2 separate regions of the Homo sapiens genome follow, and region 2 is linked to region 1. A link is an interaction called in ENCODE POLR2A ChIA-PET data of the cell type or tissue named here. Cell type or tissue: HepG2. All regions are shown on one strand. Each heading gives the region's core, and the rest is flanking DNA. Links, peaks and the distances in the headings are about the cores only. Region 1 overlaps TCF20 (transcription factor 20). Region 2 overlaps NFAM1 (NFAT activating protein with ITAM motif 1).

Region 1 (8,326 bases), core at 156-8,155:
CCTACTATCTAATCTCAACTATATGATACTTTGGAAAAGGCAAAACTTTGCAGACAGTAAAAGGCTCAGCGGTGAGGGACTGGGGCTAAGGAGGAATGAACAGTGGGACACGGAGGATCCCTGGAGCAGTGAAACTACTCTGGATCATGGTGCGTCCTCGTCTTTTTGAGACAGGATTTTGCTGTCACCCAGGCTGAAGTGTGGTGGCGCGATCACGACTCACTGTAGCCTCGACCTCCTGGGCTCAAGTGATCCTCCCATCTCAGCCTCCCAAGTAGCTGAGACTACAGGCATGCACCATCATGCCTGGCTAATTTTTGTATTTTTATGTAGAGATGGGGTTTCGCCATGTTGCCCAGGCTGTTCTCGAACTCAAGCGATACACCCACCTGAGCCTCCCAAAATGCTGGGATTATAGGCGAGAGCCACCACGCCCTGCCAGATCCAGGTCTTTATACATTTGTCAAAGGCCATAAAATGTACACCACCGGGAGTGGCCCCTAGTATAAACTATGGACTTTGGGTGAAAACAGTATGCCAACTCTGGTTGGGATGTTGATAGAGGGAAAGGTATGCATACGGGGGGAAGGGGTTATATGGGAACTGTCTGTACCGTCAGCTTAATCCTTCTGTGAACATAAAACTACTTTAAAAAAATCAATTAAGACAAACACTAAAGGAACTAAAAGGCACTTGAGCAGTTGAGGAGAACTGCAGAAGCCAGAAACTGGAGTCAGGAGGCATGCGTGTATCACTGCCACTCCCCAGTGAAGGTCATTACTGAAGCCAATTTAAGGAAAGACCTAGAACAATCACAAGTGCTCCACTCAGGCAAATCAAAAGGGGACAAAAGAATAAAAGACAAAATGACAAACATTTGCTGTCAGGAAAATATTTTCCTCAAGATACATATTTTTCAAGTTTTGTGGTTTAGCCCTTGACACCTGAAGTCTATCCATTTCATTTTAACTGTATTAATGCCAAGTCAAGACCAGAATGAGACAACAACTAGCTCAAAAAAGCCATCATTTCTGTGCAGGTCCTGTTCAGTTGCCTAAGCTTGGTCCTACGGCCGGCACGGCGCACCCACCCACACCTCCATCCTGGCGGAGTGAAATGAGAAATGGACTGCTTGATGTAGCCATTAAAATACAATTAATCTGCCATTTCTGCTGCCCCAAATTGATGAACACAGAACTCATTTATAATTGCTTATTTCTGCTTCACAATATTCCTTCCAGTATTTCCATTCTCTAAAAAAGTCCATTAACATTCCATTATTTTTTTATAACCCTTAATGTTGATTGGAAATATGTCTTCATATCAACTTGAGTAAATCTGACTGTCCCCATACACTGGCCACACTCCACCTGCCCAGAGGAGTGGCAGAAGAACCCTATATTTTGTTTGCTTCCCGGCTGCGTGGCCATCGAGAGGCCAGGAATGGGACAGACAGGTTCTGATCATGGCCTCCTCTGGAGAACCAGAGCTACCCTTTGGGGGTTAGAATGGGAGAAGGAAGAGACGCATTCACTTTAAAGTAAACAGAAGAGGAAACAAGGTTAAAATGAAGTTTATTATTTTTTTGATTTTTTGATTTTTTTTGTTTTTTGTTTTTTTAAATAAAACTGTTTGTGAAACAGCTATTTTATCCCCATGGCAGAGTGACCCCTGAAAGATGCACTAACCCCTTCTTAAGGCCATAACAAGATTTTTTTGTACTTTTTTCTTTTTTTAAAACTCAGATATTTAAAAATTATACAATTTACAAAACAAAACAACACAACATAAAGAATCACGTAGCATGGGGCTGCCTATCTGACAGGTCCTCTTTTCCTTTATAAAAATGAAAGCAAAAAGAAAAAGGGGTTAAATGGGTGTTCCTGGTCAGCTTAACCCACTCTGATCACAGCGACAGTCCCTCCCCGTCCCTGCCTACAGCTCACACTGCCAGCTCTGGCAACACAGGCCTGGACCTCCTCCCATCCCCACGGGTCCCTGTGGGTCAGGGCACAGCTGCCTGGAATGTGCTGAGGACAGGGGGCCCCAGAGGAGGGTCATCCCTTGATTTTGCTGCTGCTGTGTACACTTGATGGGGTCCTTGAGGTCCTCACCAGCCACAGTGACCCAGGACACAGCTATGACCTCAGGCATCTGCCAATTTCACCCCCAAAAAGAAAAAATTAAAAAAAAAAAACCATAAATAAATAGTGTTTCTGGAAATGAAAAAAAATTTATTTTTGTGTTTAAACATCATTCCCCTACTCTTGAAAACATGGACCATCCCTGTATTTCCCCCTCCCCCAAAACCTTCCCACTTTGAGACAAATTAATGACAAAAGGATGGTTCTGCTGTGGTTTGCTTTTTCAATCCTGGGTCTAGTGTTTTCTGAACTGGTGTGAGACAGGCTAAAGATCAACGCCACACACACACCCCGTCCTTCATGAGATGAGGGTTTGTTCAGTTCAATCTCACATTTAAATTTCACTTGTCATCGGAACAAATTTGGAGATCTTTAACGAGATAATTTTAAAACAGAATCAAAAGGGATAGCGCACCTTTCATTTAAACAAAGTCTTTCCAGACTAAAAATAGATTTATATATATATATTTATCCCTCCCTTTTAATTCCCCCCACCCTTTCCCCATCATCCCACCCCTCCCCCCTCCCCCCACATTGTCACTATGGAGATTGTGTCCATGGAAACAGCCATTCCAACGTCTTGGGTCTTTCTTTCCTGTGGTGTCACTGGTTTGAGTGTGATGTGAGAACTTAAGGAAGTGCTGGCATGGGCAGGCACGCGGGCGGGGCGGGGCGGGGCAGGGCAGGGTGTGGCTGCACGGTAGGACGATTTCCATTCCATCACGAGTGTCCACCACCTTCTCATCTCCACAGTCTCACCTGGAAGACAAGGGACACACAGTGAAGGCCAGGAGCCTCCACAGGGTCCACCACCAACAGCCGCTGTTCCGTGGTACCCCTGGGAGCTTTCAGCAGGGAGCCTGCACTCACGCCCCTCTGCAGATGTGCTGCTGATATGGGACACACCCGAGACCAATGCCAGGGCCACTGTGTGGCTCTGGATCTGGAATGTGATTAAAGGCAGCAATGACCTAGTGGGGGTGCTGGGGTTGGACTCTGAGGGCTCCTCAGGGCATGTCTGCCTTCCTAGTGCATAAAGGAACCAGTACAGCAGAGAACTCCCTGACCTCAGGGCAGGCCCCACTTGTGGGGCAGCTGGTGGGGTTTTGCCAGTGTCAGGACCCCAGTTGTGACTGAAACCTACAGTACCTGGTCAATCTGTGGAAGAAACTTCTCGAAGTCCAGCCTTTTAGGACAGTTTCACAGCTGCCTCTAGTCAACACAGCTAGTTGTTTGTTTTTGAGACAAGACATCGCTCTGTCGCCTTGGCTCCCTGCAGCCTTGACCTCCTGGGCTCAAGCAATCCTCCCACCTCAGCCTTCCAAGTAGCTGGGACTACAGGTACACGCCACCATGCTTGGCTAATGACAGTCTTTTTTTTTTTTTTTTTTTTTTTTTTTTGAGACAGTCTTGCTCTATTGCCCAGACTGGAGTGTAGTGGTGTGCTCTTGGCTCACTGCAGCCTCTGCCCCCTGGGTTCAAGTGATTCTTGTGCCTCAGCCTCCCAAATAGCTGGGATCACAGGTGCACGCCACCACACCCGGCTAATTTTTGTATTTTTAGGAGAGATGTGGTTTTGCCATGTTAGGCTGGTCTAGAACTCCTGGCCCCAGCTGATCTGCCCACCTCGGCCTCCCAAAGTGTTGGGATTACAGGCGTGAGCCACTACACCTGGCCCACAGTCAGTTCTTCATGCTTAAAAAGAACACTCTTCCCATGGCCTCTAACAGGGAGGGCAGGTTTTCTGAGGCTCAGACAGAGCTGGACTATGTTAATCCTTTCGACCTCTCAGGAACCTGAGACCCCTAGGTCTCCCATCCCCAGGCTGGAGGGCTTCTCTCCTCTTCCAGCCCATGTGCAGAAGGGGATTCTGATGGCCCACGTAGGACAGATGGATTGTACCAAAGGTCCCTGTGGAACGCTTCATGGGCCATCTGATGTGGAAAGGTCTCAAAGACAAACAGCAGTTTCCTAGGAATCAGTCCAGTAAAATTTCACCAGAAGCCAGAAGTGGTGGCAGCCTTGCCCCTCCTTCACTTGCTATCTGCCAATCACTGTGCTTAAGACTGTCACTGGGGCTCACCTAACTGCTTCCTCAAGACCAATTTGGTGCCCTCCCCTGACAAACCCCAAGAACCCAAGTGTCACCAGCCCTTTCTGCTTCCATAAAGTTCACACACGCAGAACTGCTAAGGCGGCTGGGGCCTGCGGGAGCTAAGATTGAGCTGTTCCCAAGCACGTACATGCACATGCTCTTGCCCAAGGAGGTTCCTGACTACTTGGCAGAAAACACCAATAAGCAGGAACACACACAGAGGCCATGGCACAACATCACCACAGACAAGTAAAAGCAAGCCCTGGGAATGCAGGCCAGCAGTTGAGCTAATGGGCACCTACCTCCAAGAACACAGAAGGGTGTCATCTTGTTGGGGCTGCAGGATGCCCGTGTGAATCAAGGCCAATGCCCACACGTACCCTGCCAGGCTCTGCTCAAGGAGGGGACAGGGCAGGGTTTGCCCTCTTTACCAATACACAGCAGTCTTGGGCCTGCACCCCAATCTTGCTCATTACTCAGAAGAACAGGACCCCACACCAGCTCCCCAGTGAAGAATGAAGCACATGTCAGCAGCCAGGGTCTGCCTGGCCAGTTGGCTCTGCGAGCTGCTACTTGTGGGCCCCTCCCTGGGGCGCGTGGTGGCCCAGGCAGCGGCAGTTCCTCAGCACCTGCAGCCTGGGGCTCTGCCCTCTATAGCCTTCGTGTTCCTCAGGTCTGATGACTAGACCAGCCCAAACACACGATATCCTGAATGTAATGGGACCCTAACTTTTCAAGAGTTACTTTAAAAAAGTTGTTCCTTCAGTAGGGAAATTAGGAAGGAAGGAAAATTCTCTAAGCACTATGTGCCAGGCCCTGGGCTAGAAGCTTTACAGATATTATATCACAGTAACGTGGATCTGCCTGACCCCCATCTTCAAGAGAGCTAAAGCTCAGGAAGGCGACACATGTAGCCCAAAGCGACGTGGCCAGAGGTGGGACTGGGGCTTTCCCAACTGGGCCCTAGGGGCTGCGTATGCTAGGGCATGGGGTGTGGCTGAGAGACGGCTGGGTCCCCGACAGTGAGCCTGGGAGCAGCCCTGGTGCCAGCCAGCCTGAGCAGCAGGAGCGACCTGCCGCCCCTGTGCTGAAGACTGTGAATTCTCTTTTAAAGAACATCACCTTGCTCCCCAGCTGCCAGCATCCAGGGTTTCGTCTTGGGCCAACACCTTCCCAGGCTCCCTCACTTGTTCCCTCCCTTCCCTTCTCGCTCACACTGTCCTTTCTGCTCCCCTTTGGCCTCATCCGTGGCCTGAACCCGGGACGCCATCCTCGCGTCCTTCCACATCAGACTCCAAGCCTGCCTTTCCCAACTGCAGCAAAAACTCATCATCTCAACACCACTCACCCTGGCCAGGATTCGCCCAGAGCCCATTTCCTCATTTCTAAAACAGACACTAATTCCGACTAGAGAGGGAGGATATGAAGGGAAACCTAATTCTGAATCTATACTGATTAAGGGCACCGATGGTCAGGGTCCAAGAGCCCTTTTTTCCCTGGGATGCACTCATTTCTTTCTTTTTTTTTTTTTTTTTTTTGAGATGGAGTCTCACTCTGTCGTCCAGGCTGGAGTGCAGTGGCACGATCTCAGCTCACTGCAAGCTCCACGTCCCGGGTTCATGCCATTCTCCTGCCTCAGTCTCCCGAGTAGCTGGGACTACAGGCGCCCACCACCACGCCCGGCTAATTTTTTGTATTTTTAGTATTTTAGTGTTTTAATTTTTTGTATTTTTGTATTGTTAGCCAGGATGGTCTCGATCTCCTGACCTCGTGATCTGCCCGCCTCCCAAAGTGCTGGGATTATAGGCGTTAGCCACTGTGCCCGGCCTGGGATGCACTCATTTCTTTAACACAGACTCACTTGGCACTAGCATAGTTACATGCCCCGCTCTGGGCTAGGCTTTGATGGTGCAAAGACAGACGTGGTCCCTGCCCTAATGGAGCTTACAGTCTAGTGGAGAGACAGGTAGTAAACAAGTAAATGATCTGAAATTGTGGTGATGCTAGGATGGCTGCAAGCGAGGAGGGGGGCAATGGAGACAAGGATTTAGAAAGGGAAAGGCTTCTCTGAGGAAGTAGGATTTAAGCTGAGACCCAGGAGATGGGAGCCTGTTTTCAACATGAAGATGGGGAGCCAAAGTGTTTCCAGCACAAGGAACTGTGTGTGCAGAAGCCCAGAGGAAGGAAGCCTGGTCCCTGAGGAGCTGGAGGCAGCCAGGGGCCTGGAGAGTCACCTGAGACTTCCATAGGGCTCTGGAAGGCAAGGTGAGATGTCTGGGCTTTGTGTGGAAGATGACAAGAATCTCTGACGTAGAGAAGGGACAGGACTGGAGGGAGGCCTAATGAAGATTGCACTTGGCTGCTGAGCAGTGGCAGGGAGGCGGGCACTATAGCAGCCACAATGCCTGGGCTGGGGCTGGTGGGGAAGGAAAGTGGACAGACTCAGGCTCTCCTCTGGAGGTGTAACCCTGGACTGCCTCTGGACCAGTTTGGGGAAAGGGGAACTCTAGAATGTGACATTCATGCATACACACAAATGGACTGTGTGATGTCCAGCTCCAGGGGCAGGGGGGCCACGCCCCGTTCCCTGCCTTGCTCAGCGTCCATCCATGGCTGTTCTGTGCAGGGTACATAGCATCCAGGATGCAGCATTAGCCCTGATCAAGGTTATGCTTCCCATGTGCTGGACCACAGGGCCTGTTAGGGCAAGCTGGGGCCTCCTTGTTTAATTCACGACAGGAGGAAGAGCTGGGTATAGGGACTCCACTGTCAAAAGCCCTGCCAACCAATGACACAAGCCAGCAAGGCAACCCCCTTGGCACAAAGAGACAGTGGGCAACCACGGGCCTGCAGAAGGACTTTTCCCCTCCGCACTCCTGGCGAGGGTCAGGTACCAGATACCTCACAGGCTGGGAGGCAGGGGCGGCATCTTTTAACCCCAAGCCTTGGGTATTTTTTGCTATAAGAGACAGCTGCAGGGTCCAATCTGCTGCCTTGACCCCTCCAACTCCCAAGAGAAACCCACAGCTAGGCATGGCAGATCAACGGGCTGAGAGCCAGTGTGCTGTGCTGGCACTTAGAGACATTTCCCAATGGAATCTCAAAAGGTTGGCACTGCTATTCCTGTTTTTACAGAAGAAACCGAAGTACAGAGACATGGAGTAGTCTGATCTTAGTCACACAGCACCTATCATATCACTCTGTCAGAACATGGCGCACTAGGAGGCAGACACACACGCACATTCGCTGTCTGTTCCCTGCCTTGTCAGGGCACCCAATAATGGTGGCTCTCTGTCCCCAGCATGGGGCCCAAGATGAGTCCTCCTTTAGTCAGAGGTGTGATTCTATCCCCAGTCACCAGGGCTTCTACCACAAATGAAGGACGGTGACCACCCTCAATGTCACTGCTGAACTGGGAAACCAGGAAAAGCTATATGCCTTGTGGGAACAGCACATAAAAAACATTTCAGATGGACAGGACTGGATGCAGTGAGTCCATCCTCTCCCTCCAAGAGCTGAATGGAATGGTTCAACCTCAATGGACCTGAGACGACTCTCTTCAATGGGTGAGGCCACTTCATCACTGTGCTTCAACCCAGAAGGATGAAGCTCATTGTTCTGTTCAAGAGTTGGCCGGGCGCCGTGGCTCACGCCTGTAATCCCGGCACTTTGAGAGGTCAAGGCGGGAAGATCACTTGATGTCAGGAGTTCAAGGCCAGCCTGGGCAACATGGTGAAACCCCATCTCTACAAAAAATACAAAAATTAGCTGGGCGTGGTGGTGCACACCTGTAGTCCCAGCTACTCGGGAGGGCTGAGGCGGGAGAATCGCCTGAACCCCAGAGATGGAGGTTGCAGTGAGCCGAGATCGTGCCCCTGTACTCCAGCCTGGGCGACAAAGTGAGAATCCGTCTCCAAAAAAAAAAAAAAAAAGAGTCAAGGGCCCTGACAGCTAGGAAGGAAGGCCCAAGAATGACTAGAGAGGAACAGATGAACAAAATCCCCAGGAGATTTGTCCACCAGGCCCAGGGCCTGAACTTTCTTTTTCTCAAACACAGATGCAATTCCAGGACAAAAACAAAAAACAC
Region 2 (8,326 bases), core at 286-8,285, 250 kb after region 1:
CCCCCATGCAGCTCCTGGGACACCCCATGCCCGCTTCTGCCTCAGAGCACCTGCATCCACTATTCTCCCACTGGCACGCCCAGCCCTGATGTGCACCTGCCTCCCTCATTCCAGGTGCTTCTCCATTCCCATGCCGACCTCCCTTCACATTGCTGAGTTTCCCCCAATAATTATCCCATCTGATATATACGACCTACTCACTGGGTGGTGCATCGTCGGTCTCGCCTCAACAGGAATGCCAATTTAATGAAAACAGATTTCCTTTCTTTTCTTTTTCCTTTTTTTTTGAGACAGAGTCTCACTCTGTCGCCCAGGCTGGAGTGCAGTGGTGCCATCTCGGCTCACTGCAACCTCCACCTCCCAGGTTTAGGTGATTCTCTTGCCTCAGGCTTCTAAGTAACTGGGACTACAGGCGTGTGACCACCACACCCGGCTAATTTTTTGTATCTTTAGTAGAGACAGGGTTTCACTGTGTTAGCCAGGATGGTCTCGGTCTCCTGACCTTGTGATCTGCCTGCCTCGGCCTCCCAAAGTGCTGGGATTACAGGCATGAGCCACCGCACCCGGACCTTCCTCTTTTTTTTTTTTTTTTTAGATGGAGTCTCGCTGTGTTGCCCAGGGGCTGGAGTGCAGTGGCGCCATCTCAACTCACTAAAATCTCTGCCTCCTGGGTTCAAGCTATTCTCCTGCCTCAGCCTCCTGAGTAGCTGGGATGACAAGCATGTGCCACAATACCCAGCTAGTTTTTGTATTTTTAGTAGAGATGGGGTTTTGCTATGTTGGCCAAGCTAGTCTTGAACTCCTGGCCTCAAGTGATCCGCCTGTCTCGGCCTCCCAAAGTGCCAGGATTACAAGCATAAGCCACCGCACCCAGCCTTTTATTTATTTTTCTTGAGACTGTCGCCCAGGCTGGAGTGCACTGGTGTGATCTCAGCTCACTGCAACCTCCACCTCCCGGGTTCAAGCAATTCTCCCACTTCAGCCTCCCAAGTAGCTGGGATTACAGGCGCCTACCACCACACCTGGCTAATGTTTTTGTATTTTTAGTAGAGATGGGGTTTCACCACGGGGGTCAGGCTGGTCTCAAACTTTCTTTCTTTTTTGAGATGGTCTCCCTCTGTCGCTCAGGCTGGAGTGCAGTGGTGTGATCACAGCTCACTGCAGCTTTGACCTCCTGGGCTCAAGCGATCCTTCCACCTCAGCCTTCCAAGTAGCCCAGGACCACAGGTGCATGCTACCATGACTGGCTAATTTTTTAAAATGTTTTGTAGAGATGGGGTCTCTCTCTGTTACCCACGCTGATATTGAACTCCTAAGCTCAGGAAATCCTCCTGCCTCAGTCTTCTAAAGTGCTGGAATTACAGGTGTGAGCCACCATACCTGGCAGACAGATTTCTCTTTTTTTTTTTTTTTTTTTTTTGAGACTTAGTCTTGCTTTGTCACCCAGGCTGAAGTGCAGTAGTGTAATCTCACTACAACCTCCGCCTCGCAGGTTCAAGCAATTCTCCTGCCTCAGCCTCTGGGATTACAGGCACCTGCCAATGCACCCAGCTAATTTTTGTATTTTTAGTAGAGATGGGATTTTGCCATGTTGGCCAGGCTGGTCTCGAACTCCTGACCTCAAGTGATCCACCCACCTCGGCCTCCCAAAGTGCTGGTATTACAGGCATGAGCCACCGTGCTCAGCCTCAGATAGAGATTTCTTGATTTCAGTTTGGTCATTGCTGTATCCCTGGTGCCTAGAACAGGGCCTGGAATGTAGGTTTTCAGTGTTTGTTGAATGAATGAACACATAAATTCCCGTGGAAGAGAGCTCTTCTCTGGGTGTGGGTAGGGTCTTGGCCTTCAGATGCAGGGGCTGAGCCTTTTTTGACCCAGGGAGACCCCAATGATGGTGCCAGTGTTCACGCCTCACACCCAGGGCTGTTGCTGACTCAGCTGCCCCCAGGCTTGGCCCCGAAGGTCCCCGGAGGGTGGAGCAGTAGCCTGAGCTGCTAACAGCAGCCTCTGACGAGCCCTGACCCATCAGCTTTGCACCCCTGAGCCTGGGAGAACCTGGTACCCGCTGGGCACTGCATCCTTTCACTCAGCATGCTGTCTGAGCACCACCATGTGCTGGGCAAGGAGCCCCTGAACAAGACTGCCTCGGCCTCTGGCCTCCTGGCACTTGCTGCCAGGCAGGGAGGGTGGGCCAGCATCGAACAGGAATCCATAGGGCTGGGTGATGATGAGCATGAGGGGAGCCCCAGCAGAGAGGTTCCCTCCCCAGGCAGGTGCCACCCACAGTGTGAGCAGGAGCCGTCCAGGTGAGGAAATGGACCAAGCCACCCCATCCTGCACTCTAGCCCTGACTGCAGTACACTTACTATGCGACCCTGGGCAAATCACAACGTCTCTGAGCCTGACCTTCCAGAGCTGTGAAATGGGAAAAAACCTCGTCATGGAGCTATGCTGGAGGGTGTTTGGGAGGGTGTGTGGGAGGGTGTGTGGGAGGGTTGCTGGAGGGCGTGCGAGAGGGCGAGTGGGAGGGTGTGTGGGAGAGCACCTGTGTGAGTGGCTGGTAGCCCCTTCATCCCTTCCAGCCTGCTGGGATCAAGAAAACCTGAGCAGGGATTCCCTAATCTGGGGAGCTAGAAATGGTAGGCAGGAGGGCCTGCAGCCTCTCCCAGGTTCTCAGAGGGACATGGGACCTGGGAAAGCCTGCAGAGCCCTGGTTTCTTGCAACAAGATCAAAAGGCACCCCATGGCAGCACAGGGAGTGGCACAGGAGGGATGCCCCCAGCCCTGGTGCAAGGGGCCACGAGGGCCACCTGTTACAGATGTGGATGTGCCCTCACCAGGGCCCACCAAACGCCCTGCAGAGGGCAGGCGGGCAGCCGGTGGCGTGTCGGGTGGAGGGGCTGCATGGCTGTGAGCACTGATCCCGTACCTTGTTCCAGAGCAGCAGGGCCGTGCCCACTACACTCAGGACACTCAGGAGGCCGGTGAAGCCAAAGAGCAGGAGCTTCTGTGGACTCTGCGGGGGCTCTCGGTACCCTGCGTCTAGGAGGAAGCGCAGGGGAGCAGAGGGGTCAGTGACCCAGGAGAAAGCGGGGCACACACACCTGATGTTCTCCCTCACTCAGGACCCTGTTTTCAATGCTACCCCGCCAACACGCTCCACACCCCACTAGGCCCCCTGGGAGCCAGGGTTCGGGCCTTCATTGTCCCCTCACTCCTTTTCATGCTCACTGCCTTGCTTCTCTGTAAGGACAGGGGCCATTTGCTCTTCCGGTGCCCCTGCCCCCGTGACCTGGCTCCCCTGTGGGCTGCTTGTAGGGCCCTGAGCGAGATGTCTCCCCTCTCGGGGCCTCTTCTTTTCCCTGTGTGAGGTGGTGATAATACGGGTGGATGTGGCTAGGGCTGAAGGAGGCGGATTTATCCTGGGACTGACAGGGGGCTGCACCCAGGCTAGGTGAGGCCCAGCCCTCCTACCCCATGCCATCCCCAGTCCCTCCTGCTGGCATCCAGTCCTCCTTCCCCTCACCCCATCCATCCATCCGACTGGCAAAAACACACGGAGTGCCAACCACATGCCAGGCACATGAGCATGATTTCCCCAGCACTGCCTATTGTCAGCCACCAGCCCATATGGGCACCATCTCCTTCAACCTCATCCAAGTCCTTGGAAGGCAGAGGATCGCCATGAAGACCAGGCCCAAGATCACATCGGGCAAGCAGCAGGACAGAGGTTCAAACCCAGGTCTATGGGATTCCGAAGCCCCCAGCTCCTTCCAGGGGATCGCAGAGGTAGGTCAGAGAATCAGGGCTTTGGTGATGGGCTCACTCATAACTTTTGGGATCATCACTCCTTTGAGAATGTGATGAAAACTGGCTGGGTGTGCTGGCTCATGCCTGTAATCCCAACACTCTTGGAGGCTGAGGTGGGCGGATCACTTGAGGTCAGGATTCGAGACCAGCCTGGCCAACATGGCGAAATCTTGTCTCTATTAAAAATACAAAAAGTAGCCAGGTGTGGTGGTGGACATCTGTAATCCCAGGTACTTGGGAGGCTGAGGCATGAGAATCGCTTGAACCCAGGAGGCAGAGATTGCAGTGAGCCAAGATTGGGCCAGTGCACTTCAGCCTGGGTGACAGAGCGAGACTCTGTCTCAAAAAAAAAAAAAAAGAGAGAGCATGATGAAAACTAAAGATCTGTCTCTGGAAAGGTGTATTATACATGAGCCAAGTGCTCACATACACGAGGCCCCCACAAATACATACATGCACATACCTAGTTCTGCAGAAGTTCCCCCACCATGATGCCCATGGCACACTGAGACCAAGGGCCCAAGGGAGCTCTTTTAGGTCACCTGCCAGCGGCGTTCAGGAGCAGATCTGCATGCCCGGCCCTGCCCTTTCCACACCCAGATGGAGCCCTGGCACAGCCGTAGGCCGGGGCTCCCTGAAGTGGGTCTGCCTGCTTTGCCAATGCTGGTAGACAAGGCAAACCATTCTCTATTTCTTTTCTTTTCTTTTTTTTTTTTTTTTTTTTTTGAGATGGAGTTTTGCTCTTGTCACCCAGGCTGGAGTGCAATGGTGCGATCTAGGCTCACTGCAACTTCCCATCCTGGGTTCAAGAAATTCTTATGCCTCAGCCTCCTGAGTAGCTGGGATTACAGGCACCTGCCACCATGCCCAGCTAATTTTTGTGTTTTTAGTAGAGACGGGGTTTCACCATGTTGGCCAGGCTGGTCTCGAATCCCTGACCTCAGGTGATCCACCCGCCTCAGCCTCCCAAAGTGCTGGGATGTGTGAGCCACTGCGCCTGGCCCCATTCTCTATTTCCGATCCAAAGTCCCAAACTGCCATTTGAAACCTCTGTGTCCTTTGCCCTGGAAGAGCCACAGAGGAAGCCTTACCTCTGACCAGGATGAAGGTGCCGCTGCCTCTCACCGTGGAGTGTGGCCAGTGGACAGAGCAGTAGTAGGTGCCAGTGGCCGATGCTCCCGGCAGCACAAGGGTGACCTGGCAGTCCAGGGTGTGGCTCTGGTTCTCTGTGCCCAGTCCAGGGTGGCAGTTTGTTGGCTTCTTAGGGCTCCTCTGTCCCTGGAGATCTTCATGAAAGTAGCTGACTGTGAAAACCTTGAATTGGGGAGTGTATGGATAGGTGATCCTGCAGCTGAAGGAGATAGCTGTGTTGGCCAGGGAGGCCATGATGGGCAGGCCGGTGTGGGTCACTGACTGTCCTCCTGGAGGGGAAGCAAAGGGAGAGAGCAACAGGTCACTTGAGGCTGCCTCAGTCCCACCCACTTGCCTGTTAAGGCTCACGACCGGGTGCGGTGGCTCACACCTGTAATTCCAACACTTTGGGAGGCCGAGGCAGGCGGATCACTGGAGGTCAGGAGTTCAAGACTAGCCTGGCCAACATGGTGAAACCCCGTCTCTACTAAAAATACAAAAATTAGCCAGGCTAACTTTTTTATGCCCATAACCCCAGCACTTTGGGAGGCTAAGGTGGGCCGATCACCTGAGGTCAGGAGTTTGAGACCAGCCTGGCCAACATGGCAAAACCTGTCTCTATTAAAAATACAAAGATTAGCCAGGTGTGGTAGTGTATGCCTGTAATCCCAGCTACTCGGGAGACTGACGCAGGAGAATCGCTTGAACCTGGGAGGCTGAGGTTGCAGTGAGCAGAGATCATGCCACTGCACTCTAGCCTGGGCGACAAGAGCAAGAGTCCGTCTCAGAAAAAAAAAAAAGAAAGACAAGTCTCGTGCATCGTGTGAGCTTACCTCTGCAGGTGCAGCCCCTACCTCTCCTGCACTTGCTGTGTGCCGGAGTTGTGCCAAGCATATTACGCACACCACTCTACCTCTCCTAATATACCCCAAGGCAAAGTGAGAGCCCCTGTTTTATGAAGAAGAAGAGTCTGAGGGTCAGGGAGTTGAAGCACTTAGCTCCAGATTCCTCAGCAGGTAGAGAGTGGAGCTACAACCCCATCCAGGGCTGGGGAACACCAGAGCCTGCGCTCCCAACCCCTCTTCTTCCCAAAGGCCAAGAGGCCACCTGGGATCAAAGCACAGGCCTGAGAAGAGAGAAAGCTGGTGATGGATGAGAAATAAAGAAGGAGGCAGGAAAACAAAATAAAGAAACCCAAGCGTTTCCTGGCGGTAGACAGAGAGGGAGGCAGGTCTGCCCACAGTTCTCCCCGTGCCAAAGTAAGGAGGCATTCAGGCAGCGGGAGACACAAACCTCTCCCGGACTCTGGGCTCGGAGAGGATTTGTCAGGTTTTTTACAGTATAACAGGCAACATCCTGAGAGCAGTTTTTCCAACAACGCAGAGGTGCTCCACGTGGGGCCATTTCGGCTGTGATCATGATGTCAATGACCATGACAAAGCCAGTTTTGTAGGAGCCACCCCTCCCCCCACTCATCAGAGGCACCTCAGAAAACAGTTTGAAAATTCCCAAAGCAGCAGCCCTGCCTGGGGGGCTCTAACCCCTGCTGCAGGCCTCTGAGATGCTGTTTGGATCCTGGGCTGGGGGCAGCAGCCGCCCCCTGCCCCAGACTTCAGCTGCACAGGCCCCTCGGCTTTAGCGCTCCTGGGTTCTCCAGGCCCCTCCTTCTCCAGCAGCTGAGCAGCAGACAGTTCTAAATTGAGGTCGGCAGCCAGCAGCCAAGAACATGCAGGCCGGATTGTTAATCGGGAGAAGATCGTGTCTTTGAGATGCTCAGAGGAGCCGCAAGATTTATTTTATTGGGGAAAGAGAGGTGTGGGCCCTGCCTGTGGTGTGGGGCTGGAGGGAGGCCAGGCTCATCTCTTCCCAGGTCTCTTCAGTTCAGCTCTGAGCCAGAGCTCTGGGAAGGGGGTCCCAAAGGGAGGCCAGCCTTCTGGAAGATGCGGGAACAGAGATGGAGTTGGCCCTGTGCGTCAGTTAATCCCTCAAAATTCTGGCAATGCTGATATTTTGAGCTTCCTGTTGAGCCACTAAAGAGACACCCCCAGGCTGGGCAGGGTGGCTCATGCCTGTAATCCTAGCACTTTGGGAGGCCGAGGCGGGTGGATTGCTTGAGGCCTGGAGTTCGAGACCAGCCTGGCTAACATGGTGAAACCCCGCCTCTACTAAAAATACAAAAAAAGAAAAAAAAATCAGGAGCCGCGGTGGCTCAGGCCTGTTGTCCTGTCACATAAGAAGGCAAGGCCAGGCATTTGAGACCAGCCTGGACAACACAGAAAGCCCTCATCTATATAACAACAATAATAACAACAACAACAAAAATTTGGCCAGGGCTGTTGGCTCATGCCCGTAATCCCAGCACTTTGGGAAGCCAAGGTGGGCAGATCTCTTGAGGTCAGGAGTTCAAGATCAGTTTGGCCAACATGGCAAAACCCCGTCTCTACTAAAAATAAAAATATTAGCCAGGTGTGGTGGTGGGCACCTGTAATCCCAGCTACTCAGGAGGCTGAGGCAGGAAAATCGCTTGAATCTGGGAGGTGGAGGTTGCAGTGAGCCAAGATCGCGCCACTGCACTCCAGCCTGAATGACAGAGCAAGACTTCGTCTCAAAAAAAACAAAAAGAAGAAAGAAAGAAAAAGAGAGACACACCCTCCCTCAAAGAACTAAAGGCACTCACAGTTCCAGGGAATCGACTCACATGTCGGCAGTCACAGTGGGTTCGACTTGTAATTGACATAACGACACTCGCTTGTGAAATGTCATTCCAGGGAGCTGGCACCCGGGCCCCCTCCAGGGCTCCCCTCTGGTGGACGGAGCAGGGGGGATTTTACCCTGGACTTTGTATCTCCGGACTCTACTGCAGGATTGCTGCTGTTTAATGATAACATTACATTCATTTTGTCATAAAACTAAGAGCCTTGCTTCAGGGCACGGACTTATCCGAGATGGGACAGGGGCAGGGTAGGCATATAGAGATGGGGGCTGTTATATTGTCCCCCAGGGACCCAGGTGGGCTGGGATGGTGGCGCGTGTCTGTAATCCCAGCTACTCAGGAGCCAAAGCAGAAGGACCTCTTGAAGCCAGGAGTTCAAGGCCAGCCTGGGCATCAAATTTTTTTTTTTTTAAATTAAAAAAATTTTTTTTTAGAGACAAGAGGGGTAGAGTGAACCACAAATGACATCACCACCGACCCTGCCCAGCAGCCCTGCACAGCACTCACAGGCCACTGCCCCCTCTGTGTACCTACCCTGTGGCCCCCTCGACCTGTGACCTCCATATCCTCACCCGGGGCCTCCTGCTCCTCCTCACAGTGTATCTAAGAGGCCACTCCAGGGGGAGGGCAGATACACTGTCAGCACCATGAAACCTTCCTGCTTGTCCTGGG

The links. ChIA-PET counts read pairs that join two places held together with the same protein. Peaks named below come from ENCODE experiments on the same cell type or tissue, not always from the same donor. Only the 100,000 strongest peaks of a DNase experiment are listed, where the experiment ranks them.
Region 2: POLR2A ChIA-PET joins it to region 1 with 5 read pairs; 4 of 35 experiments call an interaction of 5 or more read pairs at or near these places.

The regions. Positions count from the first base shown.
Region 1 is chr22:42,158,456-42,166,781 of GRCh38, forward strand. TCF20 (transcription factor 20) reads right to left here. Exons shown (of 6, transcript NM_001378418.1): 6 at 1,558-2,903. Among named protein-coding and RNA genes, the nearest start is that of CYP2D6, 32 kb to the left of the region's middle. In HepG2, for the core only: no CTCF peak of the experiment used is centred there; no DNase peak of the experiment used is centred there.
Region 2 is chr22:42,406,506-42,414,831 of GRCh38, forward strand. It overlaps NFAM1 (NFAT activating protein with ITAM motif 1), which reads right to left. Exons shown (of 6, transcript NM_145912.8): 2 at 4,902-5,231; 3 at 2,930-3,042. Among named protein-coding and RNA genes, the nearest start is that of NFAM1, 22 kb to the right of the region's middle. In HepG2, for the core only: no CTCF peak of the experiment used is centred there; a DNase peak (open chromatin) is centred at 4,886; H3K27me3 peaks cover 2,531 bases.